2 separate regions of the Homo sapiens genome follow, and region 2 is linked to region 1. The links are chromatin loops, found by intact Hi-C in ENCODE. Cell type or tissue: HepG2. All regions are shown on one strand. Links, peaks and the distances in the headings refer to the core of each region. The heading gives the core; the rest is flanking DNA.

What was found. Peaks named below come from ENCODE experiments on the same cell type or tissue, not always from the same donor. Only the 100,000 strongest peaks of a DNase experiment are listed, where the experiment ranks them.
Region 2: a loop joins it to region 1, with 5 times the contacts of the local background. A loop is called at or near these places in 4 of 110 quality-filtered maps.

What each region holds. Positions count from the first base shown.
Region 1 is chr5:143,503,714-143,511,860 of GRCh38, reverse strand. No RefSeq gene overlaps it. Among named protein-coding and RNA genes, the nearest start is that of NR3C1, 100 kb to the right of the region's middle. RefSeq lists an enhancer at 4,343-4,637. In HepG2, for the core only: a CTCF peak has its summit at 4,373; DNase peaks (open chromatin) are centred at 3,820 and 4,470; H3K4me3 peaks cover 706 bases.
Region 2 is chr5:143,559,174-143,567,320 of GRCh38, reverse strand. LOC105378209 (a long non-coding RNA gene) reads right to left here and starts at 6,008. Exons shown (of 4, transcript XR_944375.1): 1 at 5,921-6,008. It overlaps LOC105378208 (a long non-coding RNA gene), which reads right to left. Exons shown (of 5, transcript XR_944374.4): 5 at 7,551-8,147. In HepG2, for the core only: no CTCF peak of the experiment used is centred there; DNase peaks (open chromatin) are centred at 4,150 and 5,880; H3K4me3 peaks cover 733 bases.

The sequences.
Region 1 (8,147 bases), core at 1,324-6,323:
CTGTGGACATCTTTTTTTCTTTTTAGCTTCTTTAAAGATTTTTGTCCATTAATTTCAAACTATAGTAGCCTTAGTCTTCCCAAAAAGTAACAGGGCTAATGAGATTTCTTACAATCCCCCTCCATTCCTGTTATCTATAATATTTAATGGTTTCCCTTCAACTCTATCAGTGCTTGCAATTCCTCCTCTGTTTTACTGTTGTTCATTTTCAGCTTAATAACCACCTCATTCTATGCATCATCTCTCTGAAAATTTCGGGGAATAGCTGTGTAAGAGAAATGCACTCTTTGAATTTAGAACAGTACATTGTGTGTATACTTTTATATTATGTTCCATTTGTGCTGCTCCAATGGCATTGGCTGAACTCAGTAGCAAACTGAAATGACTGCAATGTTTTCCATTTGGAAAGAACAGCTTATTTAGCAGGTACATAATGGTATTTATTTTCTTTACTATTAGACATAGCTTGGAGTCTTTACCCCCCAAACCAGTTCTGGACATCAGTTTACCAAGTTGGAGCTATTTGTCATACCCAAGAAAATTAATAACCTCAAAATTGTTAAGTATCTTCTTAACCCTGAAGAACTGATGAACTTATCAGAAGAGCCCTGTCCTTACCAAAATTTTATAGGACTACTACTTTTAGCAGCAATTACAGCTGGAAGTAATAATAACAGCTAAAATTTTTTAAACTCTTACAATGGACCCACCACTGTTTAAAGCTAGATGTAGATATAGATACAGATAATTAATTTACTTAATCTCCACAGTGGCCCTGTGAGACAGGTATTCTTATTATTTCTATTTTACAGATAAGGAAATTGAGGTACAGAGAGATTAAAAGAAACTTGCCCAAGATTATGCAACTTGTAAATGGCAGAATTGGGGGTTTAAACCCAGGAATTTAGTTCCCAAGTCACTATGCTATGTTGTTTGATAGGAGGAGCTTAATAAACCTACTTGAGTGAACAAGTAGAGGTTATAGAGCAACAAAAGAAATTCATGACAGCAAAATTGCATCTACTCATCTCCACCCATTCTTTCCAGCCACATCCCTCCAGGAAGCCTCCCGGGATTACTAGAATGGAGAGGACATTGTTCTGTCCCTCCTTCCTACTCTTTTTCACCTCCTCCTAGATGTGGAGAGACCTTTATAGTAAATGTGTTTACAGAAATATGTACTTGCAAAGCAAGCCAGTTCCCAAGAAATCAAACATCCGTGCGCAAATGCACCAGGTCAGTCTGGTCTTTGACTCATTATGACCATAAGAATAACACAAGAGGATTCTGGTAAAGCAGATGTGGGTACCAGAAATGCAGGAAGGCTGTGCACGATGGCTCACACCTGTAATCCCAGCACTTTGGGAGGTCAAGGCAATGGATCACCTGAGGTCAGGAGTTCAAGACCAGCCTGACCAACATGGTGAAACCCAATCTCTACTAAAAATACAAAAATTAGCCAAGTGTCATGGCGCTTGCCTGTAATCCCAGCTACTTAGGATGCTAAGGCAGGAGAATCACTTGAACCTGGCAGGCAAAGGATGCAGTGAGCTGAGATTGTGCCATTGCACATGGATGGAGCGAAACTGTCTCAAAAGAAAAAAAAATGCTTCAAGAATAGCTATTTGGAACCCAGAGTTCTGATACTAGGCCTCAGTCTTATCTGTTCTTAGCTCTTGCTTGAGAAAAAGATTGCATGATTAAAATTAGTCTTCAACTACTTTGAAACCCTCTCTTTGGTTCCTTGCTGGTTAGTCAAACAGATTAACCAGGCTACTCTTTCTCAGTTTCCAAACCAGAAGTCAGCACTTCAGGGCAAAACATTTGACACATCCGAAACTCTTTTTAGTAGTGACAGCATTCTTTGTTCACTGAACATAGCTAGCTCAGTCATTCATTCAAAATTATCAGTAGACATACGACAGCTGCACGTCCTGACATAATGGCTGTACCAACACTTTTTTTTAAAGTGAGAAGGAGTTAAACTGAGGTAACTGAGATCATATGACAGGAACAAAACCCCAGCAACCTTGCCTCACCTGTTGGGAAATCTCAGCTAAGCCTGGATTTGAGCCACATATTCAAAGGGCCAAATATGCAGCTCTACCTACATTAGCTCATTTAATCTTCCCAACAATCCTGTTAAATTATCATATTATACTCATTAAAGAGAAGGAAAATAGAGCCAAGATTTGCACCCAGGTCATTTGCACTCTAAAATCCTCATTTTAACCATTACAACTCTCCTACTTCAACGTACACCTAAGCCTAAAGACAGAACCTTGGCAAAAGTACCATTTTTCGAACCAATTCAATTCATTTCAATGATGTTCTCAGTAGGATTTTATAGGCAGTAGAAACCCAAAGTCCATTTCTCTCAAAAGCCTGATTTTCTTCCAATCTTTCCTCTGGGAATAAAGTATCATTTCTAGAACACCTCAATTTAATGTAGATAAAGGATAACAACTTGTAGACAATAACAAGTTTAAATGTAGAAGGCAATAACACATTATTTTATATTTTTGTATGGTTGTTTTATTATACCTCTTTTGCCACATTACACTTGGGTAATACATTTTGGTTGTTGATGTTCCAATGTTGCATAATATATCAGGTTTCAAAATCTTTTTAGCAATATTATTTCATTTGATCATAGTTACAACCTTGTGAGGTAGGCAGATAGGAGACTATTATTCAAGTTATACAGTATGAAAACTGAAGCATTGTATTCCCAGTGCAGCGTGGCTGCTAAGAAGTTGAGTGGTTACTGGAATCCATGTCTGTTGAATTCCCAGATCAATGTTCATGTCACTGTTCCACACTGCTTCTTGTAAATCCAATGATACCCATTTTCATACAAGCATAGGTTTGCTTATCACCTATCTCTCCTACAGCTTTCAGAGATCCTGTGCAGGTCACTTTTGACAGGTGAATAATGAAAAGGTCTAGTATATTGGAAACCACAATGTGACCTAAAAGAAGAAAAGTGTTGCAAGTACAAGGACATTCATAATATTTTGCAATAGCAAAAATTTAGAAAATAACCCATCAACAAGAAAACAGATTAATAATGAAGCATTTATACAATGAAATACACAGCAGTGAAAACAAATAACCTCTAGCTAAATACAACAGCATGAATGAATCATGAATCACACACAGTTTGAAAGAAGTCAATATCAGAAGGATACATATAGTATAATGCTTGTACAAACTATAGAAATATGCAAAACAATAAGTTTACATATATGTGTAGTGAAAGTATTAAGAAATGCATGGAAATAGTAGTCACCAAATTCAGACCACTAGTTGCCTCTAGAGAGCAGAATGTGATCAAAGAGGACTAAGTAGGGACTTAAACTTGTATCAATATTGTTTTCATTCTTAATCTGTAGTCAATATGTGGGGGTTTGTAATATTTTTATTTACACATTTGTGTTTGTCTTAAATATTTTACAATACCTTTTTTTTTTTTTTTTTTTTTTGAGATGGAGTCTCACTCTGTGGTCCAGGCTGGAGTGCAGTGGCGCAATTTCAGCTCATTGCAACCTCCGCCTCCCGGGTTCCAATTCTCTTGCCTCAGCGTCCCGAGTAGCTAGGACTACAGATGTGTGCCACCATGCCCAGCTAATTTTTGTATTTTTAGTAGAGATGGGGTTTCACTGCTGGCCAGGCTGGTCTTGAACTCCTGACCTTGTGATGACCTTGTGATCTGCCTGCCTCAGCCTCCCAAAGCGCTGGGATTACAGGCGTGAACCACTGCCTTTGTCTACAATACCTTTTTAAAAAGAAAATGACAAAGGCAACCATTCATTCTGCAAACATTGACTAAAGGCAAGCAACATGCCAGACATTGTGACTGGGTGTTGAAATGTTGCAGTGAACCCTCTGATGCACTGGAGAAGATGGAAGAAGTGTGTTTAGTACTAGAAAGCATAGGGAGCTGTGGAAGTGTGTGCCAAGGAGTCCTAATGTAGTTCAGGTGACTTAGGAAAGCCTCCAAGAGACAATGAAGCTTAAGCTGAGACTGGAGAACGAAAAGTTGTACTTATCAGCAAAGAAAGGAACAGTTCAGATTGATCCCATTCAAAATTTCCGTGTCTGAAACTAAACATTAGCGCAAGGAAGGCAGAAAGGACAAGCCAGATCACACACCACAGGATCTCCTGTCCATTCCTTGCTAACATTTAGACTTCATTATGCACTGCCTGTAGCTCACATGGTGCCACATGCCAGCAAGTACCAAGTAGGGTGGGAAGGGGAGTGAAGGGAAGTGGGTATTCAAAAACATTTCAGTGACTTCACATTCTCCTGAGATCCAGAACAGTTCCCATATTCTCTCCTAATACAGAAGCAATTTCAGACACTGAGCATAGGGAGGCAGGGTATGAGTGTGAGCTGGCTGAGCCTTTCCCTCCCATTCCTGTGAAGGAATTACTCTGGCAGATTTCCACATTGTAGGTATTTTACCATTTGTCATAGGCAAGTTACACAACTCAGTTAGTGATTAAATTACCAACAGAGCTGCTATTTGAGTAAGGAAGGTTCAAGGTTGTTTCTTGCTCCTGCACTTTGTTTTAAATGCAATTGGATTAATTCTTTCTTAACCTCCTTGTTTAGAGGAAGAAAACAAAAATCCTGTCTGGTCTCCAATAGATAGGGTAAAAAGCGGCATTTTAACTAACTCATCAACCACTAGGATCCCTGTGTCTAACCTTGGTCCTTTGTTTAGATTTATAAAGTATGAGATCATTGTCAGTTTCATTTATCTCTGTTATTAAATGTACTGGGCCTCCTTCAAATGACATTATATCTCCTTATCTGATTCAAATAAATGTCTTACTCATGGCTAGAATGTAGATGGTGAAATCTCATTGTTAACTCAATAATTGAAATAATCTCATTGTTTTGCTTTCCTAATAGAATCTTAAATTGATTGCTCATGCCTGGAATTTCACTTAGTTTCACCAAACTTTTCTTAAAACTGCTGCTCTTATGCATTCTTTTTGTCTCAATGTTTCTACAAGGATGGAGCATTCTTGCTCTAAAGATAAATGCTTTTAACTAGCATTTCTCTTGGTCTGTTTATCTTATAAAAAATAAAAGTAATCACTCAATATTTGTGTTTGTTTCTATTAGTTATGATTAAATATACTGGTGGTATAGTTGCTAAAGGCACAGGCTGTAAAATAAGCACTAGGTTTGGATCCAAGCTCTGTGACCTTATAGTGACTTAACCACTGTTTTCTCATTTATACAATTGAGATAATAATGGCTATCCCATAAGAGTGTTGTGGGAATTCATAGAGATTATTTTGGGTATGTTACCTAAGCTGGGTGGCTCGTAGTAACCATTCAGATTTTAGCAAATAAAATACTGTACTCTGTATTCAGCTTGACTAGAAATGTGGTTTATCACTTAAAGGTTTGAATTGACCTTCTGAATTGTGACTCGTGAAAGGGATTTTCTTCCTGTCTTATACCATTCTGTACTTAGAGTGTTTGCATCTGAATCGTTAGTATTCCCTATCTTATGTATATAAACTATCCTCTAAATTAATTTTGTTTGATTTGGTTTTATTTTCCTGGTGATTTTCCCAGCTGCCCCAACTGCGACTCTTGGTATAGAAGAGGCAGTAGACTGCACTTCACCTTCTTCAGGTGAATGTCCCAAACAGAGCATTTGAGGTCCCCAGCTACAGCAGTCAGTGCTGCCTGGTAACTAAAAGCAGCAGCCTGCATGGCTGGAGGGAGTCAAGATAATGGAATTGGATTGTCACCCACAGTCAGCCTGAAACAACCATGGCTACCACCCCAAGTCCCATGCACTTTCTTGCATTTGGGGCTCTACACATACCCTTCCCTCTGCCTGGAACAATCTTTCCTACACTTCCCCCTTAATAAGATAATTACTACTCATTTATCAAGTCTCAACTTATATGTCATCTCTCTAAGAATTTATTCTCTGACCCACAGACTTAGTGGGAATCTCTATCATGTACCCCCACGACATTCTCAAATTATCCCTATTATGTGCAAGCAGTCCTTGTGCTATGGATTGAATGTGTCCCCCAAAGTTCATGTGTTGGAAACTTAATCTCGTATGTGACAGTGCTGGCAAGTGGGACCTAATGGGAGGTGATTAGGTCATGATCATTATCACTGGAGCAGGTTAGTTATCATGGGAGAGAGTCTGTTATAAAAACAAGTTGAGCTCCTTCTTGCTCTCTTGTGCTCACCCTCTCTTGCCCATCTGCCTTCTACATAAGATAATGTAGCACAAAGGCCCTTGTCAGATGCTGGGACCATGTTCTTGGACTTCCCACCCTCCAGAACCATCAGCCAAGTAAATGTCTCTTCATTATGAATTACTCTGTCTGTGGCATTCTGTTATGGCAGCATAAAACAGAGTAAAACACTTTGCTTTACACAGTTCCACTATGCATGAACTTCAATGACCACAATTTAGTTAAATAGCACCAGCCCTTCAACAACACAGTTCAAATTTCAGTAACCATGATATATGAACTATAAACTGTGAGCTGCTTGCTCTTTGGTCCACAAATCACTTCTTAACAGATTCACATCATGATCAGTAACCAATCACATCACTTCTTCCAAACCGATCACATCACTTCTTCCACTGTGCATTTGTTATTCAGTTGACACACAAAGAGCAAATCAAGTGGTTGTGTTGCTTCCTTGTCTCCCAGTAATAAACCCATGTGACAGTTTACAAACATGAATAATCAAAACTGGAAATTAGCTGAAAAAGATGAAAGTACTCCAAAAAATGAAAAGTGATAACCTGGAAGTCAAATTCGAATCAAATGTAAGTGAAGTTATAGAAGAAGTAACTGATTATGGCATGTTGACATCCTTTACCATTGCATCTACTCTAGATATGCAGTCAGAGAAACTTAGCAAAGTGGCTGTGACAAAAAGGATAAAGATGTCCCAGAGAAAGTGATGCCGGCCAACCATTTCACCTTGAAAGAACTCTCAGAGATATTTCACATCAACATACAAAGAACAAAGGAGAAAATATTAGAAACTGATCCATACTTAGAAAGGAATATGACAATTTACTGCTACATAGAAAACATGTTTGCTCCATGTTGTAAGATATATGATGATAAGAGAAGGCGAGCAGGCATTGTTCAGACTACTTTGGATGAGTGTTTTACACTAATTCTCAGTGTTTCTAATGTTTTCAATTATCATGCACTAAGTAAATAATAGTTTTATTACATTTTTCATTTCCCTATATATTTATCACTGGCAGTTTTTAAAGGTCATGGAACAGTCATAATTTTTCCTATTTATGATGATGATTACTTTGCGCAGTTTCAGCTTGCATGGTAATATTTGTGGTCCTGCACCACATGCAAAGTAAGGACTGCCTATATATTGAGCATCAATTCTACGTCTGGTACATCATAGTAACTTACTACACGCTCACAAGAATATAAGTTTAGGTTTGGGTGAATGAATGAATGAATTCTAAGTGGGCTTCACCTATATTCAAATACTAGGAATGAAGGAAGATATTTTCTTCCTTTCCCAGCCACTGTGATTTGCTGTAGTTCTTCCTCTAGCTTGATGCTTGGCCCATATCCCAAAGAGTAGACCTGGTCTGTGCTCACATTAACTCTATAATTCTAATAATATCCCTGAAGCTGGGATTCAGCTCCCCAACCAGCAGGTCAGTACAGCAACTTGCAACTGGCTCCACCAGGCCCAGGCCCAGTCTCAGCTGCTCACAGCCACAGCCACTGCTATCTATGCTCAACTGATTGTGGAGCTGAGTTTATGATTCAGTACTTCCAGTCTTAAACTATGGTCGTGGGGCATAGGAATACCTTAAATAAGTGAAATTTATTAAGTAAGTTTATTATAATATAAACTTTAGTCTGGTCAATAACTTACATCCTCTTATATCTTTACAAGAACTGTTAATAAATATACAGATTTCATACTCATTTCTTTACACTAAAGAGTAGTCAAACAGCCAAAATGTCAACATTGCTATGACAGCACTTCAATGTCCATAAATGTAATCTTAGCATAGCTGAAAATATAACTCTTCTGGTACTTTCTCTGTACTTTTATCATTGTAATCCTGTTAGAAATACAACTGGGAAGAG
Region 2 (8,147 bases), core at 1,036-6,035, 56 kb before region 1:
TATCCAAAAGAAAGAAAGTGTGACAGATACTTTATCACATGAACTGACTTATTTTTGCTTCTAAGAAGGAGTAGGCCTGGTGCAGTGGCTCACGCTTGTAATCTCAGCACTTTGGGATGCCAAGGCGGACAGATCACCAAGTCAGGAGATCGAGACCATCCTGGCTAACACGGTGAAACCCCATCTCTACTAAAAAATACAAAAAATTAGCCAGGCATGGTGGCACATGCCTGTAGTCCCAGCTACTGAGGAGGCAGAGGCAGAAGAATCACTTGAATTCAGGAGGTGGAGGTTGCAGTGAGCGGAGGTCGCACCACTGCACTCCAGCCTGGGTGACAGAACAAGACTCTCTCTCAAAGAAAAAAAAAGAAAGAAGAAAAAGAAAAGAAGGAGCAAAGGAGTTCAAAGATTTTCCATAGTCTGGACAAAACAGCACTTAAAAATATCCCATTCCCTTTGTGCTGAATCTATACTAATAATTTAACAGTTATTGACTGCTTACTACATGCCTGATCCTAAGCTATTAAATGATACATATGCATTTGTGCACTGAATCCTCAGAAGTAATTACTATCACCCCCTCTCCCAATGTAAAGATGAGAAAACTGAGATTTAGAAGCTAAAGGTAACTTGCCTAAAATCACCAAGACCTAGACTCTGAGGTCCTAGTGCAGAGTCTGCGCTCTGAACCACTAAACCTCCAATTACTAATTCAGTTTTTCAGGTAGCTCTATACAAGAGAGTGGCTCTCCTGAGTAGTAGAAACCAATATTCTACCCATTGGAAAGTTTTGTGACCCCACTACCAATCAGTCAGTCAGCATTCTGATTTATAAATCTGTCGCCTGTTAATTTCTTTATAAGTTAGTTCCTGGTAGCCTGATAAACTCAGGGACAGCTGATTGAATGAAGCTTTATAAGCTGCAAAGGTGAGGCTTAGGTTCTGTCCTGAGCTTACACAACCAAGGAATTGCCTACCCAAGCAGGCCCGCTGGAGGCAGCTAGCCAGCCAGCCAGCCAGTTGTCTTCTTTCATACCACTGTAAATGATTCAATCACAGCTCACATAATACAGACAATTCAGAGAAAAATGTAGGATGATTATGTTGGAAGAAGCAGGAATCTAGGAGCTTTAAGGATATAGTAGAGGTGAATGCAGCCAGAAATTCTAAGTTAATGATGGCAAGTAGGTTTCATTTTATGTGACAAATCTAATCAATTGGTGGTAGTGAATGCCTAGGGCTCTACATTGAGAAGGATTCTGATGCCACTTCTGGGCTATACAGTAGAGAATGCCACGATTAATTGGCAGTGTCTGCCATGATCACAGGCAGGCATGGGGGCCCATATGTCATATATTTACCATATATGTGCTGGAGAATGTCATAATTAGCAGTGTCTGCCATGATCACAGGAGGATCATGTCATATATTTACTATCTCTTAAGTGTTAGAATCTCAGTTGATATTGATCATTATATTGAATGTAGCATCCAATTACATTTGAGTAGAAAATAATGTGTTTTCAAAAATATTTACCAATCATAAATTGTATGAAATCACTGCACTATGGGCTGATTCCTGCTGATGCACATGCAAACTTGTAATTACTTTCTCAGTACTTCTATCCTTTGAAACTAGTGTCCACCTCAGTATGGTAAAAAGAAAAAGAAAAAAATTATTTCAGTGTAGGAACTTTGGGAGTTTATCTCAAACCTAAATTTTTTTGTGAACAGAAGAAGGTGTTGCTTTGGGGACATGGATCTGTGTATCCAACATCACAAAATCGTAAGTTAAACTTTTTTTTTTTTTGAGACGAAGTTTTGCTGTGTCACCCAGGCTGAAGTACAATGCACGATCTCGGCTCACTGAAACCTCTGTCTCCTGAGTTCAAGCAATTCTCTTGCCTCAGCCTCCCAAGTAGCTGAGATTACAGGCGTGCACCACCACACCTGGCTAATTTTTGTACTTTTAGTAGAGACAGGGTTTCACCATGTTGGTCAGGCTGGTCTCAAACTCCTGACCTCAAGTGATCTACCTGCCTCAGCCTCCCAAAGTGCTAGGATTACAGGCATAAGCCACTTTGCCTGGCCCACAAGTTAAATATTTTAAAGGGGTAAAAAGCACAGTTTTTTTTTAATTAAAATCCCAAGAGGACCCCCACATATATGGTCACCAAATTTCTGACAATAGTGTTATTACTCTGCAATAGGGAAAGTAGATATTTATAACAAACAGTGTCAAGTCTATTGAATTCCCATATGAGAAAAAAAAAGAAGGAAAAAAGAGTACTGAACCCACCTCACACGATTTATAAAAATCAACTTCAGATATGAAAAGAAAAACAATAATCTTTCAAACGATAACATAGGAAAATACTTTCATCACTTCAGTATAAGCAATATTTTCTTAAATAAGACATTAAAAGTACCAACCACAAGAAAAAGATTGATGAATTGAACTATATTAAAATTTAAAACTTCTGCTCATCAAAAAATGTTATCAAGAGAATGAAAAGACAACCTGCAGTGTGGGAAAAGATATTTGCATACAAATATCTATATATTCTGTGTTTCCAGAACATATTTACATTTTAAATTCACCTAAATCAGTCAGATAATCCAATAAAAAAAATGGGCAAAAATATTTGAGCAGCTAGTTCACAAAAGAGGATATGAAACTGGCCAATATAAGAGCTCAACATCTTACTCATCAGAGAAATGCAAATGAAAAGTACAATGAGATAATGCAATGCACCCACCACACCAGAACTGCTAAATTTTTTAAAAGGAACTTGTAATCACAAGTGTTGATGAGAATGTATAGTGACTGGAACTCTCATATACTGCTGTGATGTAAATTGGTACAATGTTGAAACTGTTTGGCATTACCTACTAAAACTAATGCATATGGACATTATGATGTAGCCACTTTCACTCTTAAATATATAAATAACAGGAAGGTATATATACATGCACCAAAAAACATATGCAAGAATGTTCATAGCAGCATTATTTGTAATAGCAAAAGTCTGGGAACAGCACAAATATTCATCAACAATAAAACAGACAAATATATTATGGAATATTTATACAATGCAATATTATATACAGCAACAAGAAGAAATGTCTGCTCCACACAGCAACATGGATGAATCTCACAAGCATATGGTTGAGTAAGTATAATAAAAGAAGCCAGACACCAAAGAGTGCATACTATATCATCTGCATCATTCCATTTATAGAAACTCAAGACCAAAATTTATTGTAATAGAAGTCAAAAGAGCAGTTTTCTTTGGGTGAGATAGGAATTCATCTGGGTTGCTGAAAATGTTCTATCTCCTTATTTGGATGGTGGTTAGGACACTGATTTCATTTAAAGAATTGATCTGTCATGACAGAGGTCAGAAAAGTGGGAATAGTGTATGTGAATGGAGCATAAGTGGACTTCTGTGAGCTGCTGATGCTGCGCATCTTGATGTGGGTGTGGTTACATGGCACTCACTCTATACACGTTCTTCAAGCTACTCGCTTATGGCTTCTGCCGATTTCAGTGTGAATTTTTTATTTCTAAAAAGCTTTTACTTTTTTTTTAAAAAAAAAAGTACTGTGTACTGCATTTGAGGGAGAAATGGCACTAAATATCCTAAATAATATGGACTGATCATCTATCTTAACTGGAGATAACAAGAATAGAAAACATTTATTGAGTATGTAATACGCATCAAGCACTGTGCTAAGCACTTCACATGGAAGCTGTCATTTAATGCCCCTGTTTCCCATGAAGACTGGTCCTACTACGATCCACATTTTACAGATAAAGGATCTGAGGCTTTGCTAGCTCAAGGGACTTGCCTGAACTCAAACAGCTAGTAAGTAGAAGAGCTGGGACTCCAGCCCTGGTAGTCTGTCAAATACAAAAATGGACTTCAAATAATGTTTCTTATAAAAGGAAAAAAAGAAAAAGATGGGCATGTGCGTCCCTGCTTTCTGGCTGTATATGTGCTTAGAAAGCTGCCCACTGTCTGCCTGCCCAGTGGGTTCACCCTCAGCTGCTCAGGCCCAACAGAAACATACTATGAATTGGCTTTTCCTTCACATGTCGTCAGCCTCTGGGACTGAGGAGAGGCGGGTTTGTTTGCTTTGGATCTCAGGGAAATACTATGGCCAGCACTCACTGGATTTCCTGTAACTGGAAAAGAGTGATGTAATGATATTCGACGAGGGTGGAAGACAGGCCTCACCATGAGCCATGTGTGAAACCACCCTGTGTTATGCCAGGCCTCAGACAGGCTCTCAGCCCATTCTACCATGCATTAACAGGACACACACCCCTTCACACCCCCTCTTCAAGGCCCCTTGAGACTCCTCTCTTCTAAGAACTCCATGATGGAAAATACTAACATTTGGTTCATTCCAGAGTGCTGCCTTTCACCAAGAGCTTAGAGTTGCTTATCAACTAGATACATTTCCCTGGTCTGAGTTGGGAGGTAAGATGGGGCACTTTGCCTGGAGAAGTTCTGAAGAGATTTTTCGGAAACCTCATGATGAGTGACTGACTTCTGTTATTTCTTCAAGTCTATAAATAAACCCAAGTAAACCCAGCAGGTAATGAGGTTCTGGGACTCAGAGAAGAGTTCTAGCATTTGCTGATCAGGATCTTCTTCCTAAGCACGTGGAGAAGTAGGAGGGAGACTCAGGAACGGAGCCTTCCGCTCCCCGCAGAAAGGTAAGCATGGTGTTTGAGCAGTAGGAGGAGATCTGACAACAAAGGAAACCAGGAGCTCCACTGTCAGTTACAGTCCCGCTGAACAATTCAGTTCCCTTCGTCCCCCTGCAATCCAGAGTAATTCTGTGGGTTTCTATTCTTCCCACCAAGAAGTCCTCAAGTGCCTAATGGAAGTCTTACAAATATTCCTAGAAAAATCACCAAGATCCACAGATTCTCCTCAGCCAGAAATTTTCCATTGGGCTCCTCTGCATTTACACTACATTGATCCATTCTCATCATTTATCCACTCGTCCATGTTTTATCAGTTCATTTATGGGTTCACACTGTCATTCATTGAACAAATGTTTCTTGTGTACCGACTATTTATTTGGGGAAATCAGCTGTGAAGTAGAGACATTCTTCTTCTCTTTCCTAAGTCACATAGTTAAGTGTTCCTTATTCAACTTTTACATATAATTATACATCTAGATAGCATTTATTGAGTGCCTAGTGGACACTGTTCAAACCATTTTATATGTATTACCCATCCTCACAATACTCCAGGAATATTTCTATTTTATAGGTGAAGAAACTGAGGCAGAGAAGCTAAAAGTAATTTCCCTTAGGCTCCATAGCTAATAAGTTACACAGCTGGGATTTAAGCCAGGAAGTCTTATTCCACAGTCCATGCTCTTAAACCAGTTAATATGTCTATATAGAGAAATAGGGGGAAAATCCTGGAAGGCTATAATCAAATGTCAACCAAAGTTATGTTGTTATTTGGAGGTAGAGAGAGGGTAGAATGACTAGTGATCTTTATTCTTTCTTCTTGCTATATATTCTATTTTACGATCAGAAAAAGTTGATGAAGCTATAAAAGCGGTTAAAGAGCAGGTCTGTAGGAGTGAGGCTATTCAGGGGTAAATGATGGGGGATGAGCTTACATTCAGTTCAAGGTCTCACAGATAAGGACATCGTTCCCTGGAGAAGTACCACCTGAAAAGGAGATGCATCTTGGCTCCAAGATTTGTTCAGTTCCTCTTCTCAGCCTGTAAGCCTTTTTAGTGACATTGCCTGGTATTTACTAATAGGAAGATTCTAAAACAGGTAGGATTTTTAGTGACCGTGCCGGCCGCCTGAGAACAATGTGTGCTCAGGGAACAAACATGTTGCATAATCACCAGCCCAGAGAAGGTTAACTGCATAAAAATACCTGCTTCAGAGCAAGGCTTGGTGTCAGCTCAGTCACTACGACAGGTTACCAGTGACCCAGGCTGCAGATGCCTTCTTGCCCCAACCATCACCCTGCTGTGAAGTAAACAATTATGTTATTTTCATTTCAGTGACATTCTCATTCCCATGTCAGTAAGTTTGTTTATTTACAGCAATAATGATGAGTGCTGATTCATTTGCTCAAAGGGAAAAACATCTAATTAAACATTTATTTTGTTTCAGGTATTATGCCCTTTGGTTCACTTAATCACCAAAGCAAATGTATGATATAAAATATGACCATCCCCACTTCATATAGGAGAAAACTAAAGCTTGGGGAGGTCACATAACTCATCAAATAACAGTTTTCTAAGAGATGGTATGATAATCAAACTAACCTTTTTAAAAATTATCTATTTGAGTATAAATAGAAAAAAATGCCATAAAACAAAATGCAACTCATGCATTGCAGATGTTGAAAATGAAGGTGTTAAGGAGGACACCCATTCCTTTGAGAGTTCATTTGCTTTTCATGAAGTAGGCCTAATACCTTCTTTGTTTACTTAATGATATTTTAAAACCAAGATACTACCTTCAATGGCTGAACATGATTAGGTTATGTTTGGAGGTTGCATATTATTCTAAGTGCAATAGGAAGCCATAGAAAGGATTTCAGCAGAGATTGACCTGGTCTGATTTGTGTTTGAAGTTCATACTGGGTGCTGAGGGAATAATGGATTGAATGTCTGTCTTCCCAATTAGACAGTAGGCATTGTTCTTATTTGTTACTTATTTGCTTATACCTGTCTGTGCCCATTCAAATGTCAGCTCCATGGGAGTAGGAAGCTTGTCTATTTTTTTCACTATTGTGTCAATAGTCGCTGAAACAGTGTTTGGCCCAGAGCAGGCCCTCAATAAATATTTGTTGAATGAATAAGTGAATGAATTAATAAAACAACAAATGAATGTGGTAATCACATAAATGAACATGTAAAGGGTAGTGCTTTGAAAAAAGCATAGAGTGCCATGAAAACATATAAGAGGGGACTTTGGGGACTGGGAGGGGTGATAAATGTTGTAGTTTGGTGGTAAGGGTAAAGAGAGGTGGATTCAAGATCTGTTTATGACATAAAATTAATAGGACTTGCTGATGTACTAGTTATGAAGGCTGGGGGCCTGCATTAGATATAAAGGTAAGTTTCATTCCCTCAGCCCTCCAAACTGAACATCTGATTCAATTCAGTTCCATTTGAGATGAGTGAGTGTTTTCCAAGTTGTTTATTAGTTATCTGTACAGAAAAGCTGCAGAATAGCAAGCATGATTTTCCAAATAGCGAGATTCTCTCACTGAAAATGGGAAGATAAAAGGAGTTATTTTTATAGTATCTATGGGAATCAGTTGGTAGCAATCTCTCTGTGATGCTTTCTTCAACACTCCCTCCCTTCAGCTCCTGATATTTCTATAAGGTTTCCATGGCTAGGTTTCCATGACACCACAACAGTCAGTTTGGTCCATTCAGTCAAAAACCTAATTGGTCAGAAAAAAAAAAAAGCCTTTTCCTGCACCTAAATGAATGCAGCCTTTCTCCACCCACCAACACACCTACACATACCCACTGACTCCACCCCATCCCACACACACACATTCACCATTGCTTCTAACACAGAGCTAGGCACACAGATATTTACAGCTATCTGTGACTTCCCTACTTGGGTTAAGATAACTTTCATATGGCAGAGAGTTTTGTGGACCATCTGATTAGTATTTGTAAAGAGCTATTTTGAAGTTAAGTGTTCTTCCAGTCTGGACTCTGAAAGTGACTCTCTTGAGATTACTTGCTAAAGGCAGACGCTATTGTTTTATAACTTACAAAAAATATTCCTTTCATCATCCTCAAAGACCAACTGATATTTCATTATCCTCATTTCAAAAGCTATAGAAGAAAAGATTATTTTCATACATGCCTATGAAACACATGTTTTCCTTTTCCCTTGAACCCCCTTGTTCAGGATTTGTTGGCTAGCCAGCCCTCCTGAGCTTGGCCTGCGATGGGTTTTATTTGAGATTTCCATTTCTTTGACATGAATGTTTTGGCTAAACTCACAGAGGGCTCATTCACAAGTTGTGGAAAGTCTTCACTCTCTACATCCAAGGCATGCCCTCTGTGGCACAGTGGGCTATTGAATCCCTGCCATGGTGACTGGTAGATGCATGTCTCTGTCAACAT